Regions from separate parts of the Mus musculus genome. Here regions 1, 3, 4, 5 and 6 are each linked to region 2. The links are chromatin loops, found by intact Hi-C in ENCODE. Cell type or tissue: heart. All regions are shown on one strand.

What was found. Hi-C counts contacts between places; a loop is a spot of excess contacts. Peaks named below come from ENCODE experiments on the same cell type or tissue, not always from the same donor. Only the 100,000 strongest peaks of a DNase experiment are listed, where the experiment ranks them.
Region 1: a loop joins it to region 2, with 2.3 times the contacts of the local background. A loop is called at or near these places in 2 of 42 quality-filtered maps.
Region 3: it touches region 2 in a loop (5-fold over the local background); 20 of 42 quality-filtered maps call a loop at or near these places.
Region 4: it touches region 2 in a loop (4-fold over the local background); 10 of 42 quality-filtered maps call a loop at or near these places.
Region 5: it touches region 2 in a loop (3-fold over the local background); 2 of 42 quality-filtered maps call a loop at or near these places.
Region 6: a loop joins it to region 2, with 2.6 times the contacts of the local background. A loop is called at or near these places in 7 of 42 quality-filtered maps.

Annotation. Positions count from the first base shown.
Region 1 is chr8:72,420,474-72,425,473 of GRCm38, forward strand. It overlaps Eps15l1 (epidermal growth factor receptor pathway substrate 15-like 1), which reads right to left and starts at 1,001. Exons shown (of 24, transcript NM_007944.3): 1 at 932-1,001. The coding sequence starts at 964. Calr3 (calreticulin 3) reads right to left here. Exons shown (of 9, transcript NM_028500.3): 9 at 3,710-4,282. The coding sequence ends at 4,142. It overlaps Gm46043 (a long non-coding RNA gene), which reads left to right. Exons shown (of 3, transcript XR_001778581.2): 1 at 1-1,307. In heart, a CTCF peak has its summit at 2,672 (motif pointing right); DNase peaks (open chromatin) are centred at 518 and 1,018; H3K4me3 peaks cover 1,924 bases; H3K27ac peaks cover 1,812 bases.
Region 2 is chr8:72,490,451-72,495,450 of GRCm38, forward strand. Slc35e1 (solute carrier family 35, member E1) reads right to left here and starts at 2,164. Exons shown (of 6, transcript NM_177766.3): 1 at 1,716-2,164; 2 at 1,392-1,462. The coding sequence starts at 2,136. Med26 (mediator complex subunit 26) reads right to left here. Exons shown (of 3, transcript NM_027485.4): 3 at 4,108-5,000. In heart, no CTCF peak of the experiment used is centred here; DNase peaks (open chromatin) are centred at 1,421, 2,341 and 3,061; H3K4me3 peaks cover 3,196 bases; H3K27ac peaks cover 2,127 bases.
Region 3 is chr8:72,546,486-72,551,485 of GRCm38, forward strand. Med26 (mediator complex subunit 26) reads right to left here and starts at 1,825. Exons shown (of 3, transcript NM_027485.4): 1 at 1,410-1,825. The coding sequence starts at 1,481. In heart, no CTCF peak of the experiment used is centred here; DNase peaks (open chromatin) are centred at 1,046 and 1,916; H3K4me3 peaks cover 3,557 bases; H3K27ac peaks cover 2,903 bases.
Region 4 is chr8:72,568,254-72,573,253 of GRCm38, forward strand. It overlaps Smim7 (small integral membrane protein 7), which reads right to left and starts at 2,795. Exons shown (of 5, transcript NM_172396.3): 1 at 2,751-2,795; 2 at 2,621-2,662; 3 at 1,713-1,765; 4 at 603-693. The coding sequence starts at 2,776. It overlaps Tmem38a (transmembrane protein 38A), which reads left to right and starts at 3,570. Exons shown (of 6, transcript NM_144534.2): 1 at 3,570-3,974. The coding sequence starts at 3,851. In heart, no CTCF peak of the experiment used is centred here; DNase peaks (open chromatin) are centred at 2,608, 2,898, 3,738, 4,388 and 1 weaker place; H3K4me3 peaks cover 3,393 bases; H3K27ac peaks cover 2,609 bases.
Region 5 is chr8:72,743,686-72,748,685 of GRCm38, forward strand. Sin3b (transcriptional regulator, SIN3B (yeast)) reads left to right here. Exons shown (of 19, transcript NM_009188.4): 9 at 773-980; 10 at 1,209-1,325; 11 at 2,725-2,963; 12 at 4,000-4,183. Among named protein-coding and RNA genes, the nearest start is that of F2rl3, 15 kb to the right of the region's middle. In heart, a CTCF peak has its summit at 2,598 (motif pointing left); no DNase peak of the experiment used is centred here.
Region 6 is chr8:72,562,198-72,567,197 of GRCm38, forward strand. Smim7 (small integral membrane protein 7) reads right to left here. Exons shown (of 5, transcript NM_172396.3): 5 at 3,001-5,000. Among named protein-coding and RNA genes, the nearest start is that of Smim7, 6.4 kb to the right of the region's middle. In heart, a CTCF peak has its summit at 1,954 (motif pointing left); no DNase peak of the experiment used is centred here.

The DNA of each region.
Region 1 (5,000 bases), 70 kb before region 2:
TGAGGTTAAGAAGCCTGCTTCAAGGACACTCTTCCAGAGTTGGAGCCGAGATCTGAATATAAAATGCTTCCTCCTGGTAACCATGACCCTGCGAAAGACGATTCTAGCAAAGTGCATATAATATGCTGTGTGGAACAAACGGGTAATTTGGCAAATTAGCAGGACAGGAATACTTTCTAATTCTTATGGATGTCACCTGGAACTAGAGACTTTGTCAGTGAGAGACTGCTGAGCTCCCAAGCACCTGATCCCAAGCACGTTAGAAAGTGGCTGAAGAATGAATGAATGTTTTCCGCTAGAAGCACAATGGCCTTCTCACTGCTATTCTGTACGTCCCTGTAGCATTTGATACGTTCAAGAAAACCATCCAGCGACCCTGAGGACGAAGACTGGTGCATACCGTTGGGGGCGTAGGATCCGCGCTTTTCGCACCGCACAGAGCAGCGGAAGCGGATCTCGGGGGAAGGAGGGCTGGGCGGCCAGAGGCGAAGCGGGCGTGTCCCGGTTCCCCTTGCGACTCCAGTATGGGACACCACCCGCCCCGACGCCCGACCCCGCGGGAGACAAAGACTGGCGGCGGGCCCACCGCTCTCGCTCGCCTCCGCGGGGACGAAGCGCGACGCGGCTCGAACAACAGCGCCCACCCCCCAAACCCCCCCCCGTCCCTTAACCTGGCCAGGCCCCAGACGGAGCAGACATACGCAGCGGCCGCGCCCCATCACCTCTTCGCAGCCGCTCGGGGGTCGCCCGGCGCAAGAGTATGCGGGCCGCTCCGGCCTGTCACCTTCAGAACCGCCCGGCCCCCGCCACTCAGCCTCTGAGCCTTCAGCGCGCGCCTCCGCGGTCCCCTGGAGCCGCGCTTCCGCGACGACTTATCTTTCTCGCGGCAACCACCGTCCGCACCGCCCCACGGCGCACCCCAGCACCATACCTGCTGCGAGAGGGGTACAAGCGGCGCCGCCATCTTCGTGCGGACTCGGCCTCCGGAGCGCCGAAGGAACGGGGGCGGGGCCGTGCCTGCGCACTAGTACGAAGGAGGGATGCGATGCGCGCGCAGCACAGCCAGCGCAAGGACAGGCCACAGGACCAGAGTACACGTGCGCAGAAGGGAATCCAAGTCCTCCCGTGAGAAGTTTTGCAGTAAGAGGGCGGAGCCTCGATCACAGTGGAGAGGGCGGGGCAGTTCTGGCTGGAGGCGGAGCCTTTATGGGGAAGGCTCTGTCGCATAGCCTTACCAGAGTTGGCCGTACCGGGTGATTTAGAGAGCCTAGCCTAAAGCACAGCGTGACTAGAAGGTTCGGAGCCTCGTAAGTTTAGTGGGCCGAGAGTGGGCGGGCTAGTCGGTCTGTGGGGGTGGGGAGGGCCTCGTGTGCATCTCCTGATTGGAGTGGGCAAACCGAGCCCCTGGCTTTGGAGGCTCCTGTGAGGCAGGGAACCCAAGGGATAGGTAGGGCTCCCTTCCAGACCGCTGCACTCCAGCTCCCTGCACTTTCCAGTCTGGGTCTGTGAATCGGAGCTTGGCTAAACCCAGGCACCGTCTTAACTTCTCCACTCTAGTAGCCTCTACTAATGCCTAGGGTTTGCTGAACTTTTCCCGGGGAAATGGAGACAGTGGCACACAACAAAGTACCATGGTGCTCAAGTCTAACTTGGGCCATATGCAGTGTTAGTACCACTCAGTATGCTTGTTAAACAGATTTGGGTTCTGATTGCTTGCAGATGTGGGTGTAGCCTGACATCTGGTGTTTTTTGTTGTTTTTTTATGTGTATATGCCTGCTGTGCTCGTGCCAATGCCTGCCCAAGAGAGAAGAGTTTATTAGATGCCATTGAGCTGGAGTTAAAAGCACTTATGAGCCCCCAACCCCCGATATGAGTGGGAACAGAACTAGGGTCCTCTGGAAAAGCAACAAGCACCCTTAACCAACTAACTATATCTTCAGCTACTCTGGTATTTCTTTTTTTTTTTTTTTTTAAAGATTCATTTATTTATTATATGTAAGTACACTGTAGCTATCTTCAGACAATCCAGAAGAGGGAGTCAGATCTTGTTAAGGATGGTTGTGAGCCACCATGTGGTTGCTGGGATTTGAACTCCGAACCTTCAGAAGAGCAGTCGGGTGCTCTTACCCACTGAGCCATCTCACCAGCCCCTACTCTGGTATTTCTTTGTCTTTTTTTTTTTTTTTAAGTTACATTTTAACTTACATCTTAAAAGATTTGTGTGTTGGATGGCCCCTTCCACCATGAGTCACAGAGATAGGACTCAGGTTGTTAGCCTTGGCCGCAAGCATCTTTACCCACTGAGCTATCTTGCTGCCCCTTAGGACATCCTCATTCAAACCACTACACAGGTGCTGGGAAACATGGTACACATATACCGCCACACTCAGTCCCACTGTGTTTGATTTCTTGAGGTAGTTGTGACTGATCCTGATTGCCAGCTGCACAGGATCTAGAATCATATAGGAGACAAAGCTCTGGGTTACAACTGTGAATTTCTAGACTAAGCTGAGGAAGGAAGACCCCCCCACACACACACACACACTTGTTCCATGTGCTGGAGGCCAGGACAATGGATGCTGTGTGACCAGCTGCCTCACCATACACATAACACAAATCTTTGTTTTAAAAGCTCTGTGTATGTGTGTTTGTGTACATAAGTGCAGACACCTGCAGAGGCCAGAAGAGGGCATCAGTGGTTGTCCAGTGCCTGATGTAGGTATTGAGAATTGAACGGAGATCCTCTGAGAAAGCAGCAAGTGCCCTTAATCACAGACTCATCTCTCTAGCCCATAAAAATTTTAAAAACTTTTCCAGCTAGGTGTGGTAACACATGCCTTTAATCTCAGCCCTCAAGGAGGCAGAGTCAGATCTCATGTGTTTGTAGGCAACCTGGTCTACATAAGGAGCTATAAGCTAGCCAGAACTACATGGTGAAACATTATCTTAAAAAAAGGGGAGGGGGGTGGATTAAGGAAATATAGCCATGTATCATGGCACATACCTGTCATCCTAGCACTTGGTGTCTTTTCTGTTGCTATAAGACACCACAGCCAAGGCAATGTATAAGAGAGTTTATCGGGGTGAGGGTGGAGGGAGTTTACAGTTCCAGAGACTTAGAGTCAATGACCATGATGGCAGGATGCATGGTAACCAGCAGGAAAAGCATGTTCCTAAAGCAGTAGCTGAGCACTTATATCTAATCCAGAGAGACACTGGGCCTGGTGTGGGCTTTTGAAACCTCAAAGCCCACCGCCAGTGACACACTTCCTCCAACAAGGCCACATACCCACTAATCCTTTCAAATAGTGCCACTCCCTAACATTTAAATATATGAACCTATGGGTGCCATTTTCATTCAAACCACTACATAGACAAAACACTTATACATATAAATAAATCTTTAAAATGATTTAAAAGAAAAATAGAGGGGCTGGGGAGAGATGGCTCAGTGGTAAAGAGCACTCACTGGCTGCTCTCCCAGAGGACCCGAGTTCATTTTCCAGCACCCATGACAAACAAACAACACCACCACCCCACCCACCACCACCACCCCCACCCCTGCTCCAGAGGATCTGATGCTCTCTTCTGGCTTCAATGGGCAACTGCATGTAGTACAATACAAACAGAGATATACACACACACATTTTACAAAAAGTAAATAATAAATCTTTAAAAGTAAAACAAAATATTTTTAAAAATTATTTTATCATCTTTTATTCATGAAAATATTTAAGAGTTTCAAAAAAAAAAAAAAGCACATTGTTTATGGCCAGATTCTTATAGGTCTCTGGCTTTCAATGATCTGTTCTATGCAGGGAAAAAAATTTAAACAGTGTCTCACTATGTGTCCCAGGCTGTCCTAGAACTCACTACATGGACCAGGCTGATGTGGAAATCCCAGATCTGTCTGCTTCTGCCTCTCAAGTCCTGAGATTAAAGGAGTGTGCCACCACATGCCGTCAACAGAAACTTATTGCAGACCCTGGGGTCATAGGGGTCTATAGAAGAAATGGGGGACCCTAACACAAACAGGGGATTGTTTTTCAGAAACTGGACAAATGACCATGTAGATGTGATCATTCAAATGTGTATTATTAGAGTTGCAGCTGGGCCACTCAGCATGCAGAGTGAGGATGACTATAGTTCGCCCTGCCTGTGGAATCTGCTGAAATGGTTGTGCCTGTGAAACTTCCCCATCAGCAGATCCTCCTCATCTTCTTCACGGGCCTTTTTCACTTCTTCCTTGGCCTGTATGGCATCCATCTCCTTTTCTGGACCCTGGAGGAAAGGACAAAAATAAAACAGACTGGAGCTGGGGCTGGGACTCATATAATAGAGTGCTTGTAGTTCAGTTGGTATAGTGCTTGTAGCTCAATTGGTAGAATGCTTATAGCTCAATTGATAGAGAGCTTGTGGCTCTATTGGTAGAGTGCTTGTAGTTGATAATGCTTGCCTGGCACTGGATTCAATAGCTAGCATAGGAAAAATCAGGCATGGTGGTGCCCACCTGACATGCAGGCCCAGAGGTCATTAGTCCAAGGTCATTGTTGACCATACAGCAAGGTTAAGGCCAATCTGAGAATGCATACGACCTTATCTCTAAAGAGATAAAAACTGGGAGCTGGAGAGATGTCTCAGTAGTCAAGAGCTCTGACTACTCTTCCAGAGGTCCTGAGTTCAAATCCCAACAATCACATGGTAGCTCACAACCATCTGTAACAAGACCTGATTCCCTCTTCTGGTGTCTGAAGACAGCTAAAATGTACTAGTGTACTTACATATAATAAATTAAATAAATCTTTTTTTTTAAAGAGAGATAGAAACTAACTACTATAGATACCCCTGTCTGTATGCTGGCATACATCTGTGAACTCAATACTTGGGAAGCAAGAATATGAATGAAGTCCCATACATTGTGTGGTAAATTCCACGGCAGCCGAAGCTATACAAAGACCCCTCCCTCTAGAAAGAAACAAGAAAAAGCAAGGGCTAGAGG
Region 2 (5,000 bases):
ATCCTGCACTTGTGAGGCCCTGAGCTAGGTACAATATCCCCAGTGACCAGGAAAACTGATAAACACAAGGTGTGCTATCAGGTGACACACCTGGGTGCCTCCCCAGCAACTCTGACCCCCCAGGAGGCTAGTCCTACCTGGTATCATCCTGGCAGGGACTGCAGAGTGCCGACAAGGCTCACCAGGATAAAGTTGGGTCTGAGAACAAAACTCAGCCAGAGGTGGTCCAGTTTCTGCATTGATCCATGTGCATCAATTATAGGGCACAGGAAAGTGAGCACTTGTACAAGGTTCGATGGTTTCCAGCCGAACAGTGGCATCCCTACTGCACACGACACAGTGAGCTTGTTCTTTAGTCCCAGGCCAGAAAACACCTGGCTTGGCACCTTCCCTGGGCAGCTCTGAGCTCTGGGTGCTATATATGATCCATGTCCAGATAATCACAACCCAAGGTTCCTTGGTTCAAAATGGGGGTTGAACCCCAGGCCTTTGGGTTCTTAGCAAGGGCTCCACACTGAGCTACAACCATATTTTCTTTTGCCCCTTCTTTCTTCCAATTAATTAATTAATTAATTAATTAATTTTGAGACAGGGTCTCTCTACAGAGTCCTGGAACTTACCATGTAGACCAGGCTGACCTCCAACTCAGAAATCCTCCTGCCTCTGCCTCCAGAGTGCTGTGTTAAAGGTGTGTGTCTAGAACTCCTTATTCTCCTGCCTCTGCCTCTCAAGTGCTGGGAAGACAGACCCATGGCACCATGCCAGGCTTTGTAAAGTTTTAGTTTCTACAAACTGGCTAGATTCTGCCACGGTCAAACTCCTTTGGCCTACTCACATCAGATCCAGACAACCCCTACCAACCATTCTGTCTAGTGACAGAAAAACTAGGACATGATAGTTTGTAAGTTCGTCAGGACCAGGCCTGACAACTTGAATCTGATCCCAGGTATCCACAAGGTGAAAACTGTCCTCTGACTTCCATACACGTGGCAATGCACAACACACACACATAAATAAACATTAGAAAATAAAATAAGAGAAGGAAAACTTGTCCCAACTTAATTTGTTGGTGACTTGCTAAAATGGAACCAAAGACATCACCTACCACCAATCCCAGAGTCGGAATCATAACAGAAAAGAACAGTGGACGCCAGAGGGATGTGGCGCTCAGGGACAACAAGCAAGAGATTATGTGGTGATATCGCCCCATTCACACACACATCTGCTGTCTGAAAGGTGAGTGCGGGATGCTAGGTGCTAGCCACAGGACAAGGCTGACACCTTGACTTCCTTATTTGACAGGAAGCAGGAGGATGCCACGGTCCAACCACGTCATCAACCTGGTCAGCTACTGGGAATCCCGCCTAGCCCAGGGCTTCTGCCAGAGTTACCTTGGTGCTCTGTTTCTCCTTCATGATGATCCGGGACAGGAGGACCACCCAGATGGGCATGGTGGCCTTGACTGCAAGAGAGGAAAAGGCACTCAGTGGGCAGTCCTGGCAACCTGCACACCCGACCCTGAACCTTCCTTCTGTAAGGCTTCCTCTCGATCCCAATAGCTGGAGTCAATTCTGCTAGGCGCTCGGTAAACTCCTCAGACCTTTTCCAACGTGAGAATCCGACGCACCTTGGCGGCGTCTCAGTCAGACGGCCCGCGCACTCGTACCCACACTTCGAAGCCCCAGACAGCGCGCAAAGCCCGCCTCAGCACTTACCGGTGTGCGCGTAGGAGACCGGCACCTTCCAGATGCTGACGTGCGCCGACACCGACGCGAAGTACTTGCCAAAGGCAAGCGGCAGTACGTAACGCGGATAGAAGCGCGGCGGCAGCAGCGGGCCGGACGCCGGATGCGGGCCGGGTCCGGGGCCCGACACGGGTGGCGCGGGCGGCACGCGCCAGGCGCGCAGCAGCGGCGGCAGCCCCGCGCACAGCGCTAGGATGTGGCACAGCGACACGGTGACCGGGAACGGGAAGGCGCTCAAAATCACCTTGTTGACCACGTTACCGCCCGCGCTCAGCGCGTACCATAGTAGACACAGCACCGCCACCCGCGCACCCTCGCGCGCCCCGCCGCCGCCACCCGCGCCCGGGACCCCTGCGCCCGCGCCGGGACCCGCGGTTGCCGCCGCCGCCATCCTGCCCGAGCGGCCGCCCCTTCCCGCCGGACGACCGCCGGACGCGGGCAGGGGGCGGGACAGCCCTGGAGGGCGCGCCGGCAGACGCCGCTCACCATTGGCCCCTGGCCCTTGCGTCATCGCCGCTCGCCATTGGCCACCGCCCCATACGTCATCGTCGCGCGTCCGCCGACGCGCCCGTACACGTCGTCGGCGAGGGCCCTACCCTCACTTAAACGCTTTCCGGGAGGGGGCGGGGCTAAGCCCGGAAGGCGGGCCGTAGGGCCCGCGGGTGGGTTAAGCGCGTTACGTTCTCTCCGGTGACTGGCAGGACTCCGTGGGAGGTGCCGGGCGACGCGGGCCCGCCCACTTGAGGCTGTGGAAGCCGCGTGCCTGGGGCGTAGACAGGGCTTAGATCTTTTAGAAGAAAAGAAACCGATTGCGGTAAATCCTCTGGACTACGCCGGGTCCTCGGAAGCTGTGCGGTAGGTGTCAATTTCCCCTCACAGACCAACCGAGAGAAATCCAGGGTTAAGTGTCTCCTGCGACAGTGTCTTAAGAGCTCAGCTGACCGGTACGATGCTGGGCAAAACCACGAAGGCAGGACTAGACTTACAAAACTCGATTCCCAAGATCGTGTGCTTTTAAGTGAGGGAGAATAGTTGTTCGCGCTCCTTAAAATGTGTTCATTTATGGAGGCGGGCACGAGCGTGTGTATACACATATTGAGGTCAGACGAGTTGAGTCTTTTGTCTCTTTTCTACCATGTGCATCCAGGAAAAGAAACTAACTCTGGCAGCAAGCGTTTATTTGCTGAGCCATCTCGCCAACCTCAATATTCTCCTTTACAGCGTCTCCTTGAATGCCAGGGTGTCTTTCTACCTCACCTATGTTTTGGTTTGCTTTTCTCTGTGTAACAGATTCCTGGCTGTCATGGACTCGATTTGTAGATTAGGCTAGCTTCGAACTCAGAGATTTGCCTGCCTCCGCCTCCTGAGCACCATGCGTAGCTACTCACCCGTTCTTCAAGGTAGACTGTGTTGTACCCTGGGGTTTGCTGGATACTCATCACACATGTGGCAGTCCTTGTGGATCTGAGTAGAAAATGGCCTGGTCCCTCCCAAAGCAGGAGTTTAAGAATATGGTGATAGGACGCTGGGCTTTGTACCCTAAGGCCTTTGTCACAAACTAAATACAAGAGGAATTAGGATCTTTGGACAGAGCAGTGTCAGATGGCCCCACTGATGTGTTTTGGTTGCTTTTATTTCATATTGGATTTGGCCCTGGCAACTCTGGAAGCTTTTTCATTTCACAACAGGTACATGTACTCAGGGCAACCCAGCTGTGGTTTCACCTCCTCAAATGGCCCTGTAATGGGGAGTGGGGCCATTCTGCAACAAACCTCAGAAATTCCTACTGGCTCTGAAACGGGTTCTGGGTTGGCTTTGGTACCAACCAGACCAGGAGGTATGTTCTAAGACTTAAACCATGAAGCTGCTGTTTTATGAATAACTGTTATCTTTGAAATTAAGAAGATATGGATGAGTGAAAAAAAAATACTAGACACCTAATCTTGGCTTAATTGTGTATGTGGGAGAGAGGGGGTAGATCATTACTATATAACGAAGGTGACATCTTAGTGGACACCTGTCAGGTATGGAGGCAGCCTTGGGTCTGCCTGCAGCTGCTAGCCCAGGGCTAGGGCCAGAAAATAGTTATGTACATCTGGGCCATGCAATCTCCCTGATGGGCAGGGAAGGTGTACACCATGTCACTAAGAGGCTCCTCTAGGTGGGTGACCAAGGGGATGTTGTTGACCATGAATCAATGAAAAGCAGATAGAGAGGCCCTGCCTGCCGCTACAAAATAAAGCTAAAGGGATGTCACCAAGGCTGGCATAGTAGGTATGGATGTGGGCTCCAGGCACTTACCCCTGTAGGAAAGGCCAGATTTAGCTATACATGTGCAAATGAGAAATGATTCCAAAACTGGTTTGTGCAAATATTTTTTTTATTTCCACATTTATATCACAAGTTGTCCACTTACTGGACCAAATAGCAAAGTTGCTCCCTTCTGCGCGAACACAGAAGTCTAGGTACTGTACATTCACTAAGGCTCCTTGTTTTTGCAAATCGCGTTTATGACCATAAGGCAAACGAATCTAAAGGAATGGTTATGAGTGTTTCCAGCCAACAGACGGCTCTTCCCTAGCCCACCAGGGCAACTCACACCAGTAGCACCCTCGGGAACTTTGTGGGTTAAAGACTCTAGAAAGATGGCATTTTTCTAGAGTTGTGCAGAAAAGGAAAGAAGGGAAGGAAAAGTCATTTGGCTGGTGGTAGGGGAAAAAAGAGAATGAAATAAATGAGAAAACTCAAGTTTCTGCAGCATTTCTTTTAAGAACTGGGACTGAACTGAAACCATATACAAATGGGCAGACGACTGTGCAGTGTGGGTGAGGCTGGCCCACCCACACAACACCAGGGTTCACCACAGCAGAGAAGCTTCCAGCGCACAACACGAGGGCGACAAAAAAAACCACTGGCTCGAGAGTAGCCTGTGCCTCAGAGACACCAGGGCCAAAGAGCAAGAGATGCAAAGAAGAGATGTGTCTGTTGCTGTTAAGGTAACCTCTTCCACAGGGTTCCTGTGCCTGCCTGCTACTGAGGTCCCTGCCTTCGGTGCTTAGAGTGGTTCTGCACCTCTTCTGGGATGGGGGACTAACGCTTTATAGCTGGCTTACTATAGATTTCAGCCATCTATCTGCCCCTCCCCCGAGCGGCCCTTCCTTTGCAATCGTTAGTAAACTGGTAGCAGCATTTCACAAAAGGATGGTGGAGAGCGAGCCTCATGCTCGCCTTCTCAGCTGGCCAGCCTAACCCTTG
Region 3 (5,000 bases), 56 kb after region 2:
ACAAAACCTTAAACCAAAAAAAGAAAAAAGAAAAAAATTTAAAAAGGCTTTCTAGAAGATTTTTATCTAGCCTGTCCCTATTCTACCTCGAGAAAATGTCTACAGTATTTACTAAATTACTATCAAGGTGATCTTAAAGACCAAGAAGAAAATAATTTTGGATCCAGCAAGCAGATCTCATAGAAACTAGAGCACCTCTATTTCTACCAAGACCACACAAACAATGTGAATTATTCTGAACACACCACAATACAGTGTACATTGTACATTGCTAAGAGTAACTGGTCAAGCATAGTCAAGGGAACTCAAAAGACTCAAACCTCGGTTACCTGTCCAAGCCCAAGATGATTTTTCTTCCATCCCGAGCATATTAAAAAGTGATCTCAAAGGCCACTTCCTGGTCTCCCAGCAAACACCTCATATCTGAATGCCTGTGCATCTTCCCATGGCCCTGCTCCTAACAGCAACAAGGATACCCGCCCCCTACACTGCCAACAAACCTTTGGGAAAAATACAAGAACAGGTGAAATTAGTCTATGCTCACACAGGAAGAAAAAGATGTCCCTCTGCTCACAGGACTCTTAGCAGAGGAAAGTGTGACATAAAGTAACCCCTTACAATTAAATCTTGACAGGCTAGGGCCCAAAGCACCTCAGGAGGGGCAAGAGAGAGATGGAAAGAGGACCGGAAGGTAGGAATAAGAGAACAATCAACTATGACGGGCAGTAACTCAGTACCAAAATCCCATGCTTTAGCTTCTGGTCAGATGCGCAATGGAGCATTTAGGCCAAGAAAGATGACAGGAAGGATCCCACTCTCTGCAGGGTCGTCTTTTCTAGAAAGACCCCAGGAAAGGTTTGTCCACTATCAGAAAAAAGAGGAGACTCTCCAGGCATCACAGGTAGACAGACTGGGGGCAGAACGGGCCTAGGGTTCCCTCCTAGCCAAGAAGGAGGTTCAGCCAGGAGACCGAAGGGGAGTAAAGGCCAAGACTCCGGAGACGCGGGCTACTCTAGTCATCGCGGAGACACTAGTTGCTTCCCACCTTGCCCCCGGCAGGGAGACCTTCCCGGGGGGTTCTCAGTTCCCAGGGTTGAGGTGAGGCAAGGAGGCACGGTGGGGACCACCAAGGGCGGTCGGGCTGGGACAACGGAGAAGAACTAGCTCTGATCAAAGCTCCAAACGCTCCCTCAGTCCAGGCCGCGTGAAGCCTCGGCCTCAGGTACCCTCAGCTGCCGGGCAATCCGCCTTGCCTGCGGTCCCCGGACCCAGGAGAAAGAGAGACCGAGATGGCAGTGGCTGTGGCGGGCAGATCACCGCCTGGAGAGAGCCCCTAGCCGGGGGCGCGTCGGAGGGGGAGGGTCTCGACACATGCGGCCTCGGTCCCCGATCGCGAGGCAGTCACTTACGTTGCTCTGGGAGTCGATGGCCTGTAGCAGCCGGTCCCTCATCTGCTGCGGAGACGCCGGAGCCGCTGTCATTGCCTGGGCGAAGCGGGGGGGAGCGGCCGGGCCGGCGGGCGGGCAGGCTGAGGAGGGGGAACGCGGGTCAGTCACTCGCCGGCCTCCGGGAACGGAGCCGCATGTTCCCCGCGGCGCCGGAGGAGGTCAAGGCGCTCGGGGAGATGGCGAGGACGGAGGGAAGCGGAGGGGACCGGAGCTCAGGCCCCGGACCACCGCCGCCACCGCCGAGCGAGGAGGAGGAGCCGACGGAGGAGCCTCCGCCACCACCGCCGCCGCCGCCTCGAGAACCAAACTCCAGTGAGCTGCCCCCCGCGCTGAGCACTCTGGGTAACCCGCGCCGCACGCAGCGTCGGCGCCACGCTGAGGAGGTTGGGAGATGGGGCGGGTGGAGACGCCGGGTTTGGGAGGGTCCGGCTCGTGAGCCCCTCCTATTGATTGTGCGCACGCGCGCGCAGGCGCAATTAGCAGGTCCTGCCGCCTGGTTCCGAGGTCCGACACAGAGGGCCGTTGGGAGGCAGTTGGGCGTGGCAACGGACGCTATCTGAAGGCCACGCCCACTCGGGACTGGAGGGATGGGCTTCCTAACGGAAGCGCACCCTTCAAGTCCTGGAACACCGACTCTATCTTCTGACTGCTTTGGGGTTGCGGAATGGAAAGACCCTCCCCCGGATGAGGGCCTCCTGCGTTTAGAAACCAGAGGATTGGAGCGGCCATAGGTAATCTGAGGAAGGCAGCGGTTCCCTGCGTTTAGACTCGTGCCTCGAGGAGCTCGGAGGAGCTCCGCACAGCCTTCTCCGCTGCAGAGGCCCCAGGCGCGGGTCTGCAGGGCAGTGCGTGTCCCCATGTGACCCGCGTGCTGCGGGGACCTAAGGTCACGTCTGGGAGCTGCCACCTCTGCAGAGGACGCAAGTCTGCAAGGCCTGCGCGACGCTGACACCTCGGGTCTGCATCCGTGCGGGGCTGGAACTCAAGAGGAAGCACCGCTTTTGTCGCCTTCCTAGAGGCGGGGGGGGGGCGGGGGGGGCTGGAGGTGGCCAGCCTGTGTCTGAACAGCAGGATGCGGAACCGTCGCCCAGCATCTTCCCCTTGGCGTTCCGAGGGGACGGAGCGACCCCGCCTTTGCATCTCAGGTGATGGAAAACAGGAACGCCTCACGGGGGAGGAAGGGAAGCACCAAGGTCACCTGGAGTTTTAAGTCAAACCAAGAAACGAAGGAAGTCAAGTATAAAGGCTGCGGTCCTCCGTCCTTCGGTGACCCCTACAACTGGACAGATGGAGGGCGGGCTCCGAGTTTAGTGCACTATACGAAAGTGGCCTCGGGAGAAATAACTTCGTGTAGTGTTGTAACCTTAAAAATCCAGACATGAAACGGAAGGGAAACAGGTAATGAAAACCACATGTACTTCTGAGAGCTGCTCAACACCTGTTAATTTTAAATTTGTCATACTTCGGGGGGGGGGTACTGGGGGAGGTGAGGAACCAGGCATTTAATTCCAACGCTTGGGAGGCAGGAGGCTCACTGGAGTTCCAGGCCAGCTTGGTCTGCACAGTGAGTTCCAGATTAGCAAGGACTACGTAAGTAAGACCCTGCCCTTTTCTCCCACCCACCCAGAAAATAAATTTATCATGGCTGGTTTCTTGATTCTGCACATGACAGAAGGCTTTGCATTACACCAATAGAATGAACACGAACAAATACTTCTCAAATACACTCTCTTCCTGGCATGTGTTTGGAGCTCAGGTTCCAAGTTGGAAAGCAGCCCATTTTGAAGATACACTTAATCTCACCAGATAAGCAAAATAAACAAGGTCCTCCATCAACATTGGCTCTTAGTTTGGTGTTTTTTGGCAGAGTTTATGAAGCCTGAGCTGGTCTCAAACATTTTATTCCTTCCAGTGTCTCCTGGTGCATTACATTTATGCCAATCTTCTGTCTTTTATTATTATCTAATAGTTGATTTTTATTTTTCTCCCCTTATACAGGCTCTCACTACAAAGCCCTGGCTGGCCTGGATCTCACTATGCAATTCTGACTAGTTTGAAACTCACTGTGGAGACCAGGCTAGCCTCAAACTCACAGATATCCGCCTGAGTTCTGCTGCCCAAGAGCTGGAATTAAGTGCATCATCCTACCCTGCAGACCTGCTATCTTGTTTATTCAGTGGTATAGTATGCCTTTTTTTTTTTTTTCAAAACAAGCTATAAATTAAGCAGGCAATTAGTTTTGCATGGATCAAGTCATGAAAACATCTTGGACAGCATTCAATGTACCTGCTGACCTTGCTATTTTAGATTCCTCCCCAGGTTTTGAGACCACATGTAGCCTAGGCTGGCCTTGAACCTTTTTCTTTTCTTTATTTTTTATTTTATTTGCCTGGTATGGTGGTACTCAAGGGGAGGCAGGAGGATCTCCGTGAATCCAGTCTAGTTTACATAGTGAGTTCCAGGATAGACAGCCATATGTAGAGAGACCCTGTCTCTAAATTTGATATTAATGTTTTGCCTGTAGTATATATGCACCTATATGTGCCTGGTGTCTACAGAGGCCAGAAGTAGTTGTCAGATCCCTAGAACTAGAATTACATGGAGTTGTGAGTACATACTGCGAATTGAATCCTGGTCCTTCTTTGAGAACAGTGCTCTTAACTGCTGCATTGTCTCACAGGCCTGGCCTTGAGCTCTTCATGTTGCCTCCACCTCCTCAAGCGCTAGAATTATAGGGCATGTACCACCCACCATCATACCTGGTGCTTCTGATTGCATTTTCTATGCCTAGCCTTTAATCTCAGCACTCAAAGAGGTAGAAACAGGAGGATCTCTTGAGTTCAAGGTCATCATATAGGTATGGGGAATTGAACTCTGGACGAGCAGCAAGCATTCATAATGGCTGAGCCATCTCTCCAACCCATTTTCTTGTTTTGTTTTTTCAAGAAAGGGTTTCTTGGGCTGGTGAGATGGCTCAGTGGGTAAGAGCACCTGACTGCTCTTCCAAAGGTCCAGAGTTCAAATCCCAGCAACCACATGGTGGTTCACAATCATTCGTAATGAGATCTGACTCCCTCTTCTGGAGTGTCTGAAGACAGCTACAGTGTACTTACATATAATAAATAAATTAATTTAAAAAAAAAAAGGGTTTCTTTGTGTAGTTCTGGCTGGCTGACCTGAAACTCATTTTATAGACCAGGCCGACCTCAAACTCATAGAGATCCACCTTCCTCTGCCTTCAGAGTGCATGACTACAATATTGTGGAGTCCTATGCACACAACTTTATTCTACTTGTTCATTTACCTAAGTTTGATTGTTTGTGTGTGTGTGTGTGTGTATATATATATATATATATATAACTGTTTGTGTTGTACAGAGGACCACTGCCAAGAGTTAGTTCTCTTCTACCATCCTGGGGATCATCTTAGGCTTGGCTGGGTTAGTGGCTATACCTGCTAAGCAATCTGGCCACTCTGGTTTTTCCTTTTTTGAGACGGGGTCTCCCTCTGTATCCCAGGCTAGGCTTGAACTTCTAATCTTCCTGCGTGAGA
Region 4 (5,000 bases), 78 kb after region 2:
ACTGAGGTATATGCCTGTAATCCCAAGAGGCATGCTAACACTGATGCCTGACTGCCAAGGTATGAACTCAGATCCCTACTTCACACTATAAAAGCCATTTCAGTGGTCACACTTGTGTGTCTCAGGACTCACAGGTCTGGGGCAGAGGCATCAGAAGTCTGAGGGCAGCCTGACCTACAATCAGACTCTGCCAAACAAACAAACAAACAAACAAACACCAAAACAATCAAAGAGAATGGCTGTAAAAAACAGAAGCCAGTAGTAAATCCTACCTGCTGGCTTCTACTAAGGCTTTGAAGGCAGGAACATGCAGTCTGTTGGACTTTGAAGCCATCCAGTACAGGTTAACACAACATCAGGGGTGGGAGACACATGGCCAGATTGGACTTAGAGACCACCCTCCAATGTAACCAGAGTTCTTATTTTGGAAGAAGGGATAGCCCTTGAGCTTCAACTAGGGGCTGATAGGATGGCTCAGTAGGTGCCCCATGCCAAGCCTGATAACCTGAGTTTGATTCCCCAGGACCCACATTATAAACAGACAAACTGTGAAAAGGGCAGGAGCAGGTAATGAATGTGAGCACCAAGCAAGGTAAACTTACACGATCATGCAGAGCATCATGAACACATTCCACAGTGCGATGAAGATCCGGAAATACCTCAGGCTTAGTAAAAACTCTCGGATGTTGTCTCCTGCAAAGCCAGAAAGTATGGTTCATGAGGCTGTAACCCAACCTACTACCAAACATCTGTGGCAGCCCCTGATGCATCCTTGTGGAGCACCAATTCCCAATGCCTCTGAATGGTGCAAGAATGGGCACGTGGCTCAAGTCTGTCCAATTAGAGTTCTTCCTGAGCCGTGGGTCCTAGTTACCAGGCCCAGGTTGGCTAGACTGAGAATTTGCCATCTCCACACTTTGTGGCCGAACTTAGAGCACTGCATGCGCACCAGAACACATCACCTGCCATCGCTCTGGTTTACCTCCTTAGCTTTTTGTTTTTTGTTTTTTTTTTTAATAAATGTTGTTGGTTTTTTGTTTTAAAATAGAGCAGAATATGTTTAAGTCAGAGGACAAACTATCAATTCTCTCCTACGATGTAAAACCTGGGGAATTGAACCCAGTCAGTCTTGGTGGCAACTGCCTTTGCCTGATGGGCCTTTTAGCAGCTTCTGTAAATTGGATTTTGAGACCAGGTCTCACTCTGGGGCTGAGGCTGGCTCAAAACTCTAATCATATCCACACTTGTCATGGAAAGGACCTCTGCCATGTCACATCAACCCACGCTGGCGGCGGCAGCAGCGGCAGCGGCAGCAGCGGCAGCAGCAGCAGCAGCGGCAGCGGCAGCAGCACCTTCCTGACACCCACTTTCACTATCCCTCCAGAACACCCTCTGAATCGCCCTGGGCTGAGTCCCACAGGGCAGGATCACTTTCTTTACCCACACCCCGACAGAGCAGTCAGCTAAGTGGCTGGCAATATGGTACGCACTCAATAAAGCTGATGAACAGAGCATGGTGGAGTACTCTTGTCATTCAAACACCTAGGAGGCAGAGGCAGAGGCAGAGGGAGCAGGCATTCAAGGCTAGTCATGGCCCTCTAATACCACATCTCAACAATAAAAAGGAAAAAGAGAGGAAAGCGCAGGTTGGTGAGAGAGAACAGGCACCCTGGAATCGACTTAAAGTGTTGAAGGTAGAAAGACATGCTTACCTGTGCTGGGTTCCTTCGATTCTTCCCCAAAGCCTTGTGTGTCCTTCTTTTTCCTATAAAGAACAGCAGATAACTCCAGCTTTCCGTGAAACATAAACACCATCGGATTTCCTGACCCTGACACTCAGCTAGGAAGGGCATGAACTTCAGCTCTGCCCCCGACTTGCAGTGTGACCTGGGGCAGTGATACAACCCTCTGTGAGACACTCTCAACCAGCCTAGTCCATCACAGCTGGGTGTGCAGCCACAGACAGGATAGAGTGGGTCCAAGAGCCAGAAAGGCATTCTTGAGGGATAAGCCTGAGCATGAGGCTCTTTGGAGATGCAAGCAATCCCAGGGTGCAGATTTTTTTTTGTTTGTTTAATATTAATCTGCAAGTAAGAATGAGTGTGCCGGGCCGGGCGTGGTGGCGCACGCCTTTAATCCCAGCACTTGGGAGGCAGAGGCAGGCGGATTTCTGAGTTCGAGGCCAACCTGGTCTACAGAGTGAGTTCCAGGATAGCCAGGGCTACACAGAGAAACCCTGTCTCGAAAAACCAAAAAAAAAAAAAAAAAAAAAAAAAAGAATGAGTGTGCCATCCCGCAGCAGTTGTGTGGAGATCAAAAGGACAATCAACAGGATTTCTACCATGGGGGATCCGGGAATCGGACTCAAGTAGTCAGGCTTGGCAGCAAGCGCCTCTGCCCGCTGAGCCGTTCCCTGGTCTAGAGAGTACAGATTTAAAGATCCTGGAGTGATACAGAACTGTCAGAGCCTGGTGAAGCAGCGCGGAGGCGTGGCTAGAGGTAGGATTAGTGGGGCGTGGAGCATGCACAGGGCGGGACTGGCGGTGACCAAGGGTGTGGGCGGGGACTGGCTGTGGGAGGGCCTGGCTGTCTGGGACACCGCCTGTCGCGGCCTACTCACAGTTTAAAGTTGAGCACAGCCCCGGCGTTCATCAGTAGCGTCCTGCGGAGGGACAGTAACGGTCAGTAAGGGTCACCCCCACCCCTCTGACTGCCACTCTCCGACCTCTAACACCCCTCATTCATATTACCCGAACAGCAGTATGTCTCCGATCATCCTTACACCCAAGGCGTCCGTCAAACCGGAAACGGAAGCCGTGATGAGGGGCGGAAAGTGGAACGAGAACTGACCAATTCTGAATCAGCATTGGTTGGGTTCGACTGAGGATGTAGCATGATGTCACCTACAGGGCGGAGCTTGGGGTGCGCGCGCGCATGCTCAGTGTTACGTGCCACAGCTGGTCCCTGCTGTTGATGCCGCTCGGGGGTTGGTTGGGCTATGGATTCCGGGCTACAGAAATTGCGCCCTTGACCCTTGAGCCGCCCGTGAACGGCTTGGATATGGATATGGGCGCGGCAGATGCCTGAACTCCAAAAGGACTCCACTTGGGTCCCCACGGAGAACTGCGATCCCGGCTCAGAGTGCATAGAGTCAGGATGACCTCCTGCCTGAGTTGTACCTCCCACGGACCTCCCAGGTCTGACTCGAGTAACCCCACGGAGAATGAGAGTCCTGACCGGACAGACTTACAGAACATAAGGCCTGGATTAAGGTCTACAGAGGATGGATCTTAACTTGTGGGGCCTCCTGAAGCGGGAGGGTCCTAACTTAGTGGATCCAGTCTGGGCTGGGGTCCACAAAGAGGAGGGTTCTGACTTGTGGAGCCTTTTAGAGAGACAAAACCAAACAGAACGTGAGGGTTTGGTTGAGGTCCCCTTGTGGGAGGCGGGGTTCTGACTTTGGATCCTCAGGAATGAAACATGATATTCTTGGCTGAGATCTTCCGAGGGCGCGGGTTTTGAGGGAAATAGGGGTCCTGAATTGGTTAGTCCCATGGAAAAGGGACAGGATTCTAACTACGCAGATGTTTAAGGACAAGATTCCCTCTTGTGTGTGCTGGATGCAGGGGACAGATCGCCTTTTTGGCTCTGTTGAACGAGTTCTGACGTCCCTACGGCCCCGCATTTTGGGCTCCCGGCTGCTAGGAGTCCCCCACCACCCCTCCTCTCCCGAGGGGTGGGGGCAGGCGGGGGGCGGTGCCTGGCAGTGGGGCGGGCTCAGTGGCGAGGGAGCATTCGTCGGGCAGCGGGGCGCGGGACGCACGGGGCCGGGGAGGCGCCCTCCATCGCCATGGACCTGATGTCAGCGCTGAGCCTGGGCGAGCTAGCGCTCAGCTTCTCGCGGGTGCCGCTCTTCCCTGTTTTCGACCTCAGCTACTTCATCGTCTCCATCATCTACCTGAAGTATGAGCCAGGTGAGTCGAGGATTGTAGGAGTTACCAGGAGGGAGGTTGCCCCTAGCTTGATGATGGAGACGAAAGGAGGAGACAGGCTAGATCCTGGAGCTGGATGGGGGAGGAGGCAGAGGCTGAGATCGTGGAGTGCTCCCACGCTCGCGCAGGTGGAGGAGCGAACCCTGGGGACAGAGGCGCTGTGGAAAGGAGGCTGCAAATGAGGTGGGAGGGAAGAAAAGGAGCGCTCTTGTTTACGGTTAGGAGGACAGGTGCTGCGGGGTTGGGGTTGAGGGCGGGGGCAACGAAAAGGCCAGAGTCAGGTTAGAGCAAGGATTCCTGAACTTAATCTTGGGCAAGGGGGATTGATGGTGGCGAAGGTTCCAAATCAAGGATCGGACCTGCCTGGGCGAGGGTCAGATGTTCTGGACGTCAGCTGCCATGACCTCCCTTAACGCCCTTGAATTGACTGCCTGGTGACTATATAAGGACTGGCCATGCTGGGTGCTGCGATCAGGTTCGGGGGAAAGTGACACCCATGTCCCCTCTGTACTGCATCTTTTGGCATCTTCTTCCCTCCCTTCTCACATGCCAGCTGGGCCAGCTCGGGCCTGGGATCCTTCCCACTTATGGAGCCTAAACCGTTCCAGGACAGGGCAACTTTGGGTCAGCTTCCTTTCAAGAGTCAGAGGAGGATAGACCCTACTTCTTTGATTAAAAAAAAAAAAAGTTAATTACTTTTACTTATCTCTGTGTTGTGGGTATGTGTGGAGGTCAGAGGACAGTTTACGGGGGTCACTGGTCAAACTCTGGTGGTCAAATTCATAGACAAGCTCCTTTACCAGCAGAGTCATCTTGCTGCTACCGCACCCCTCCTCCAAATCTGCTTTAATGAGGACAAATGTAGCTCGCCTCTAACCCCAGAACGTAGAACGTAGAGAAAGGAGGAAAGCAAGTTAATTCCAGGACAGCCAGGGCTATTGATGAGTTCTTGTCCAGTGTGACTACAGACCATCTCAAAAACAAACATAAATAAGTGACTACATAAAT
Region 5 (5,000 bases), 250 kb after region 2:
AATAACTTAAAGGAGGTCATGTCTAGCCTAGAACTAGGCTCATTTCTAGACCGTGGCTTGGGCACAAATTGGCTATAAACACTTGTTGCTGACTGCCTGGTCACAGGGCCATTGGGACACTTGATTGTGTGTTTGTTTCTTTTGAGACAGGATCTCATAGCTCTGGCTATGCTGGAACATGCTCTGTAGACCAGGCTAGCCTAAAACTTATCAAGATCTATCCAGATCTGCCTCTTGAGTTTTGGGTTGAAAGACATGTGCCATTCTACCCTCTTTGTTTCGTTCTCTTTTCTTGTCTTTCTCTTTCAGTTGATTAATTAATTTTTATTTCATGTGCATTGGTATTTTGCCTGCATGTATGTCTGTGTGAGTGTGCCAGATTCCCTGGAACTGGAGTTACAGACAGTTGTGAGCCAACATGTGGTTGCTAGGAATTGAACCCTGGTCCTCTGGAAAAGAAACCAGTGCTCTTAACCACGGAGCCATCACTCTAGCCCCCTCTTACTTTTTTCAAGTTGGGGACAGAAAATCAAAGCAGTGAGACGCACAGAGGTTATTCCCAGTGTGCTTTGCTGCTGTGGTCTAATGTAGCTGGCAAGGTCTATAGCTATAAGCCTGATTGGTATTGGTGAGAGAGAAACCTCCTCTCTCCTAACACTGAGTTCTGATTCAGGCCATCCTTGAAGTTCCATATCTGCAAGGCGATTGTCATGACTCTAGAACATTCTCAAAAGGCTTAGTGTTCACTTAAAGTTTCTGTCTGTCTTTGAAGGAAATTTCCAGAACTCTTTGCACAGTTCAAGTCCTTCCTAGGAGTGAAAGAGCTGTCCTTTGCACCACCTATGAGTGACCGGTCTGGAGATGGGATAAGCAGAGAAATTGACTATGCGTCTTGTAAGCGAATAGGATCCAGCTATCGGGCACTTCCCAAGACCTACCAGCAGCCCAAGTGCAGCGGAAGGACTGCCATTTGCAAGGAGGTAGCACCCTTGGGGTACAGGTCAGCCCTCTATGGCACACATGGGTCCAGACTTCCTGATGACATTTGATACTTGAGGGGTGCCAGCAGAGCCCACCTGAGCTTCATGCCCTGTTGGATGGCAGTACTTACAGCTCACACTGATGGAGTGGAAACGTGGTCAACTTTATCGTTGCTCAGTTCTGCCCATCCCCAAGTGTACTTAGTGACACCCTGTCCTCTGGTCCAGGTCCTGAATGATACATGGGTCTCCTTTCCATCCTGGTCTGAAGACTCCACCTTTGTTAGCTCCAAGAAGACGCCCTACGAGGAGCAACTGCATCGCTGTGAGGATGAGAGATTTGAAGTAGGTGAAACACTTCTGGCTACCTATCTTGCTGTCCTCTGTCCTCCCAGCCCACGCCTTCCTTGTACAGCCTAGTCCTGTAGTCTCTTTCCTCTGCCACCAAAGAGTGCCAGTGCTGTAGAGCAGCTCGCCCTGGCTGCCAGCTCTGCAGCTCTTGAGCTGCAGCACAGCATTTAACTCTTCCTTTCAGCTAAAGACAGTGGGTTAGTTAACTTAAACTAAGTTAGCTTTATTTTTGTATGTTTTTGTTTGCTCAAGACAGGATTTCTTTGTGTGGTTCTCACTGTTCTGGAATTCACTCTGTAGACCAGGCTGGCTTCGAACTCAAAAGATTCTGATCCTAAGTGCTGGAATTAAAGATGTGTACTACCATTGCCTGGCTAAGTTAGCTTCATTTCTTATTAAAGTTATAATTGAGTTCTTCAGACCTAACCAAGTGTTCCTCCTGGGGACAGACAGATAAAGCACCTTCATTTCGTCCTGACTCCCCTTCTTCAAGCTTATATCTGCATGTCTTTTTGTTTTTAAGATTTATTTTCATTTTATGTGTGTGGGTGTTTGCTTCCATGTCTGTCTGGTGTCCACAGAGGCCAGTAAAGGGCATTGGATGCCTTGGAACTGGAGTTAGGAACAGTTATGAGCCACCATGTGGGTGCTAGGAGTTAAATCCCAGTCCTCTGGAAGGACAGCTAGAGCTCTTACCCCATGAGCCAGCTCTGCAGCCCTTGCTTTTCTTTTTGAAATGTCTCTCTTTGTCCCAGGCTAATGTGGAGCTTGTGACCCTCCTGCCTTAGCCTTTCAAATGCTAGGATGACTGACGAGTGTATGCCCTCCACCTGCTTCCTCTGTGTGTGTGTTTCCAACTTCTGCTGGGACAAGTCCCATGGACAAAACAGTTTATATGAACCAGAGTCTAGCAGCCTCTGGGAAGTACAATTCAAAGGTGACATACTTGGCAAAGCCTGCTTATGGTACCCCATGGTGGTTGGGACATAAAGGAGGCCCGTTCCTAAACATTGCCACCCACCCATGAGGACAGTCTATGGCTGGAGCACCAGGCCCTGTGTTATGTTTGAGGCAAGGTTGTCTTAGGACACAGTCTTCCTGCTCCCATTAATACTATGACACCCACTGCTAAACTTCAGTGGCAGTGTGGCAGGCGATCAGACTGAGAGAGAGGAGAGAGAGAAAGAGAGAGAGAGAGAGAGGGAGAACACGCGAGCACCTGTGTGTATGTATCAAGCGCCCTCCAGTGGTGGTATGTGTCACTGCTGTTACTGGAACACTGCTCCTTCCACACAGGTGTGCTCTGGTAGACAACCACACTTACTGGCTCCATTGACAGCTTCCAACCACTCACCAGTTCCCAGTTCTGACCATGCCTGCCTCCTCCCTGCAGTTGGATGTTGTCCTGGAGACCAACCTGGCCACCATCCGAGTGCTGGAGAGTGTGCAGAAGAAGTTGTCACGGATGGCTCCTGAGGACCAGGAGAAGCTCCGCCTGGATGACTGCCTGGGTGGCACATCAGAGGTGATTCAACGCCGTGCCATACACCGCATCTATGGAGACAAGGCCCCAGAGGTCATTGAGAGCCTGAAAAGGAACCCTGCCACCGCTGTGCCTGTCGTTCTGAAAAGGTATCTCCCTCTTCTACTCCTGTCCATGATTCGGGAGAGCTACCAGGGTTCCTGACCAATGGAGCCACTTGACTGTCTCTTCAGGTCAGCCTCCAGCTGACCTAGTCCTGAACAGAGTCTTAACAACCAGGCTCTTGGACATCTCTGGGTATGAACAAGCAGTCTCACCTTTTGCTTACATAAAATCTACACACATGTACCTATCCATGACCTCTTGGTGACTTACAGCGCCTGTGGCAGTACATGTGCTTCAGTGTCCCACTTAGGTCTGGTTGAGACCTGGGATTCAAAGTGTGGATTATGACCGAAACACAAGGATCCCTAGCCCACTGTCTATTGGCATGCCATGAAGCCCTGTGCTAGCCCACAGGTTTGAGCTGTGATGCTCAGCGGGGTTAGTGTCAGAGCTGTGTGGGCTGCTGGGTGTCTGGGAGGAGCTGGAGGACTTTAACCAGCCACTGCTGGAGAGCTGGCTAGCATTTAGGAGCACTGCTGCTCTTCCAGAGGACCCTGTCCAATTCCCAGCACCCACATGGTGGCTCACAGCTGTCTGTAACCACAGGGTCACCATATGCATGTGGTATACACATGCACATGAAATAATAAATACAAAAATTTTTTAAGTAGCCATGTTGGCTCTGTAGGACCACTTCCCCTTTCTTCCCCCTCTCTGTGGGAGGTGTTTGTTTTGTTTTCTTTTGTTTATTTTGGTGATGGGGTCTTATGTAGCTCAGACTGGCATCGGACTTAACCATGTGCCCAGGGAGCCTTCTGACTCCAGTTCCTCAAGTGCTGGGATGACATTCTTGCACCACCATGCCAGGCTCTTTTTTTTTGTTGTTTTGTTTTTGAGATGAGGCTTTCTTACTGTAACCCAGGCCAGCTAGAACTGGATATCCTTCTGCCTTAACCTCCCTCATGCTGGCTTGCTTGTTGCCACGTAGACCAAATGTGTAATTGCTATGAGGAAGCTGGGCCCTTCTCCAGGGGTCACAGGAGGGTCCAGCTGTTAGGCACTGAGCCCCTCTCCCTACAGGCTGAAGGCCAAGGAGGAGGAGTGGCGGGAGGCCCAGCAGGGCTTCAACAAGATCTGGCGTGAGCAGTACGAGAAAGCATACCTCAAGTCCCTGGACCACCAGGCTGTGAACTTCAAGCAGAATGACACCAAGGCACTGCGCTCTAAGAGCCTGCTCAATGAGATCGAAAGTGTCTATGATGAGGTGAGGCATGCTGGGCAGGGACTACCAATCTCCTCACACCTGAACCCACACCATGCTTGCCTTAGTGATGGGGAAACTGAGGTATGAAAGGAGCTGCTTGCTAGACGTTTCCTGGGCTTTCTCTGCTGCACCTAAGTCATTCAGAGGTCAGAGGTGTGCTAGCCCTTAGAGCTAGAGATGCAGGTAGGTGTCTGTGAGCTACTGGAAATCCAGAACAGCAAGCACCTTTAACTGCTGAGCCATCTCTGCAGTTCCCATGGCCTGACCTTTGAAGGCAGAAGTGGTAGTGTGGGGTAAGAACACTTGCCTAATTTGAGGCCTAGGTTAAAAGTTGAGGTAACCACATGGGAAAAAAAGAGTTTTGAGGTGTCCATATATTACTAAATCAGTCTCCATTCCTATGACAAGCATGTGAGAGACACCGTTCAAAAGAAGAAAGCTAGTGTTGGCTCATGAGTTTAGAAATTTCAGCCCAGAGCTGCCTTAGCTCCTCCATTGCTTAGGCTCTAGCAAGATGGGAACATGAGATCTCAGGACAGGCACAGGAAGCCTGCGCAGCTTCCCAATAATACCTGTTAGGGAGCTACTCTTGTGTCATCTGTCCATGAGCCCTCTCAGTGGGATTGGCTCTACCAAGGAGGAGTAAGCCCTTTGGACACTTGTATCCAGATTCTAATTTGCCCTTGTGCTGTGATAAGCTCCATGACCAAAGGTAACATGGGGAGGAAAGGGTTGATTTCGCCTTCGGGTTCATCTTCAGAGCTGTCAGGGCAGGAACTTGAGGCAGGAGCTAAGAAATGCCCCATGAGCCAACCTG
Region 6 (5,000 bases), 72 kb after region 2:
TCTCACACACACACCTACAATAAAAAAAAAAAAAAAAACCTTCCCTTTAATCATACCATGGAGTGGTTGTGTGTCAGCCTATACAGGAAGAAAGATTCGCCACTGCAGCCTCTGGCAGGAGCCTGGATGCTGGGACCCCTATCGTGGGCTTCTTACTCCCGAACTAACAGAGAATAAGTGCACATTATTGTGAGGCATGAAGTGTATGCCATTTTGTTATGGCAGGGTAAGAAGGTACTCAGGTCTCTTGCCACCAGAGGTGGGAAACTCTTCCTGTTCCTGGCTGCTATCTCACCCTTTGCAGCTCCTTTCCTCAGCTAGGGCTATTTTGAGGTTACTGCTATCCTAATAGTCAAGGCTAGAGCCTGCCAACTGTCCAAAAGCTGCATATTGGGGGTGGGGGCAGAGAGAACTACCACAATCAACAATCCTTACTCTGAAAAAGTGACCTACTGGAAGTCTCAGGTATGCTGGGATACAGAGGCAAAGAGTGTTCCCTAAGAGTAGCCAGTGCAGTGGCCAGCAGCAGCCTTGACCTCCCCAGAACACAACTGAAATGGAGAACGTTGGTGTTGGGGTGCAGCTCAGTTGGGGGACACTAGCTTTGCAGCTATTATGCACCAATTACTTGGGAACTAAAATTCTCCTTATAGGAGAAGCAGAAGGTCCAGCAATTTACCAGACTCAGAAGCCCAGAAAGTTCTGAGCTGAGGAGGCCCCGCCCAGCACTGTAAGGCAGCAGAAGTAAGCTAGGGGAAGGGACCTCCAGGGCTGCAGTTTGCAGACTGCACGGGGAGCCTATTCGTTGAGTCTCACACTCCTCCATGCATCCAAGAACCTTGCAGGTTCTCCCCACTAGATTGAATGAAATCTTTTCTTTGGTCTATGACTGGTGTTTTTTCGGGGGTGAATAGACATTTGGTCATTACCACCGCAGGAAAAGTCACCAAAACCATGCATGAAGCCCCAAGAAAGGAAAGAAGGAAAAACTGCGTGGCTGTGCATGTCTGTCACCTATGGGAAACAAGATTCAAATTCTGCAATAATTTCAAGTAGCAAAGTTGGCCATGTGGGCTACATAAGATGAAGGGAGGGAGGGGAGGAAAGGCGTCTGACTTAGGCTGGAGGCCAGCACAGTCCATCTAGGCCTTGCTAGCACCCACCCCAGGCTCAAAGAGCTCTGAGGTTTGAGGGCTGGAGTGGAAGCCTCCATCTACCTGTACAATAGTCACCCTAGGCAAAAGGGACCAAACAAGCCTTCCCTGTCCTTACTCTTCAGGGTTCCTGGGGCACACCAACTCTTGGTTTTCTAAATGAGTCTCAGACTGGGTTCAAACACCTTTCTAAGCTGGATATGGCAATATTGGCCTGCCATCCCAGCAAGAAAACCAAACCTAACCAATGAGCCCAGACAGTTGGCCATGCCTCCCGGGTCAGAGGATAACTTGTGGAGCTGGCATGTGGGTCCCAGAAGGTGCTGTATCTGCTGAACCTTCTCACCCATTAGACACTCCATAGTGATTTACTCACTCACATGCAAATGAGTGTTTTACCCATACATTCTGTTTGTTGTTGTTCGTTTTTAAGGCAGGGGTTCTCTATGTAGCCCTGGTTGTCCTGGAACTCTCTAGACCAGGCTGGCCTCGAACTTACATAGATTCTCCTGCCTCTGCCTCCCCAGTGCCAGGGTTAAAGGAGTGTGCTGCCACCACTAGCCTTGTATTTTAAAGCATGGCTCTGCTTGAGACATATGGTACACATCTCTCATCAAACAGGAAAATGTAAGGTACCTTCAGATACTTCATACATGAAAGGAAAATGCCTGGTTGTCACAGAGTGGCCCTTGCATGGCTGCTTCTACAGAGGACCCAGGTTCCATTCCCAACACCCACATGGTGGCTCACAAACATTCGTAATTCCAGTTCCAGGGGATCATGCACCCTCTTCTGGTCTCCATGGACACTGCATGCACACATACATACAGGCAAAACACTTGTGTAGATAAAAAAAAAATAATAATTTAAAAAAAAATTAGCTATTAAGACACTAAGGTAATAATGCACAAAGAAACCTCATGCACCACAGACATTTCCCTAGAGGGCTATGCTCCAGGTGCCTCTGAGCATGGACGACCATGGGTGGGTGAAGCTAGCTTACAAGTCTGTATGTTACAATCATTAAAGGATCAAAATGGGCAGGGTGTGGTGGCGCACGCCTTTAATCCCAGCACTCGGGAGGCAGAGGCAGGCGGATTTCTGAGTTCGAGGCCAGACTGGTCTACAAAGTGAGTGCCAGGACAGCCAGGGCTACACAGAGAAACCCTGTCTCGAAAATCCAAAAAAAAAAAAAAAAAAAAAAAGAAAGAAAAGAAACTTAGAGTAAAGCAAACAGAAGCTTCCCTGCTGGGGCAGGACCAAGCAATCCAGAGCCTCCCCCCTGAGAAGCTATGCACCCCACCAGAGAAGCTACCATAAACCACAGCATACACATGGCAGGACTGTAACCACGGGCACATTTTGTTCTCGAAGCCAGGAAGACAATGAAGGCTAAGGATTTGCTTATGTCTTCCATCTAGGAAATGCCCATTAGCTCAGAGCATCCATGGGATGCTGCGAAGTGGCAGGGCTGTACTGTGCCTGTCCAGTCAGATGCTACAGAATGGCTACACCCTGGATGATTGGCCCTGGACCCTGCTCCTCACATACCATGGCTTCTTCCACATGGTCTTGCTGTTGGTGCTGTCTTGGCGACTCTTGTATCCTTCGAGATGGGCCTTGCTCAGCGTGAGGCCTAGAGAACCTGAAGGCCCTTTGGAGTGAACACTGCTGCCAGCCCAGAGGCACTGCCCTTCTGAGCTGCTCAGTGACCTACAGGCAGCCATCATCTGAAAAGTCAGAGGGTCCTAGGTGATGAGTTGAACTCTTCAGTTCTCTGTTGGTGGTATACTTTCATAAGGCTATCTGGGTAAGGATAGGAGTAGATAGACTGAATGTTTGTCATGGTAACTCTTTTGTTTTTTATTTGCACACAGCATATGCTTGTGGCTGTATGTGCGACACTATAATCAGGTAGACCCAGTACAACACAGTCCTCCGCTCTGCAGCATCCCAGCATGATCACTTGTGGACAACTTGACCTGTGTGTTTGTCAGTGTTGTAAAGAAGGGATAAAAAGAGGGCTTATTTGTTCAGGCTGGGTGGTGGGAGGCAGAAGACAGCACTTCATATCTTGTAGCTCTTAAGCGTGAGAGACAATTTAACTGAAACTCCATATCCCAGTGGTAACGTTGGGATAACAGGTTTAACCTTCAGGAGCACAAAGTGGGTTGTCACTTCAGGTTACATATATCTGGTTATAGCAAGGGAAAGAGCTATTGCTTAACAGCTTCTAGAACATCTGACTTGAGAGTCTCAAATGGTTCTGAAAGGGACCCCATCCCTGAGCCACACACCCCAGCCCCTCACTGGGAAATTCTAGGCAGGAACTCCACCCCTGAGCCAGACTCTCAGTCCTTTCCTGTAAAATTATACTATGTCACTCTACATGAACTACATCTCCAGCCACGAGAAGTTTCTGAACAACATTCCAAACAGACACACATATAGAGCTGGTGATATGGTTCAGTGGCATCAAAAGGCCCTAGCCCAGAACCAAAAATAAATAAATAAATAATAATAAAAACCAAGAAGATTCATGGGTTTCAATTTTTCACACACACAGTAAGTAGTCCAAAAACACTTTATCAGAACTCAAATGAGATAATAAGTGCAAACCCTATGACAGCATTCTTTTTCAGCACAATTCCTCTTCAGAATGAATGGAACCTTTTTTTCCTGAAACTACAGTCCTAAGCTGAGAAAGGCAGAAAGCCATCCCAACTATCCAAGGCTGGGGATCAGCCAACAGAGTGGCATGTTACAATGCTAGGCAAGTGGGTAGGCTCAGGCATGCTGCGGGTGTGAAGGACACAATCAACAATGTCTGCAGCAGCTGTGCAGCCTGAACTTAGACTTGACCCAGTTCCCACATTACCAGAGTTTTCCCCATAGTTCCCGGGGAAGCCTGGGGTAAAATGCTATTATGACTAGGGTTGGTAGTACACACTTGGGATTCTAGCACTAAAGAGGCTGAGGCAGGAGAATGGAAAGTTCTCAATCAGCACAGATTCCATCAAGATGGTCTCAAAGACTAACCAACCAGCCAATAAAAAAACCTGGTATGGTAGTACTCAATTGGGATCTTGTCTCACTACTGAAAAGATAAGGAGTTCAAGGTCATCTGCCACAGTTTGGGGCTGTCTTTAAAAAAAAGCCAAAATGAGGGGCTCAGGACACAGGTCACTCTCAAAAGACCCAGCACTCACATGACAGTTCACAACTGGCTGTAACTCTAGCTGCAGATTAGAGGACTTCTGGCCTCTGCAAGCCCTGCATCCACATGTGTGCAGACATGCATGCAGGCAGAATACCATACATATAAAACAGAACAATCTTTAAAAAGAAAAGAAAGAAACCAATCCAAAAAGAGAGCCCCAAAGCAAGCCAGCTGCTACAGCTTTCAAATGCTGATTAAAGTCCCTCAGCACTGCCGGCATGGCCATCTCTAGATGGAACGCATCTCAGAGCTGATGGCGTAGTCGCCTCTGAACCTCATGCACCTCAAGCTTGAGCTCCCCTCCTTCAAAGAGAGACCCAGAAACCCAAACCTTCAGAGTACGCTGCCAACATCACAAGCAACAATAAAGGAGTGGCCCCAAAGTCACTTTATTAACAAGTGGCTTGAAAGCACAGAGAGGTGTCTGCTAACATCACCACTAGCACCTCTTCCACAGGCCTCTTCTGGAGAAGCTGAGTATGTTATGGCTAACAGCTTAGTGTCTAAAGAAGAGGCTGGTGTCCCAAGGGAGGAGGACCGGCTCCTCCAAATGTTGGAGCAATCTTTGGCTGCCCCAGGTAGACCCAGTTATGGGGTGAGGAGGAAACGTTTGGAAGTAAGACCTC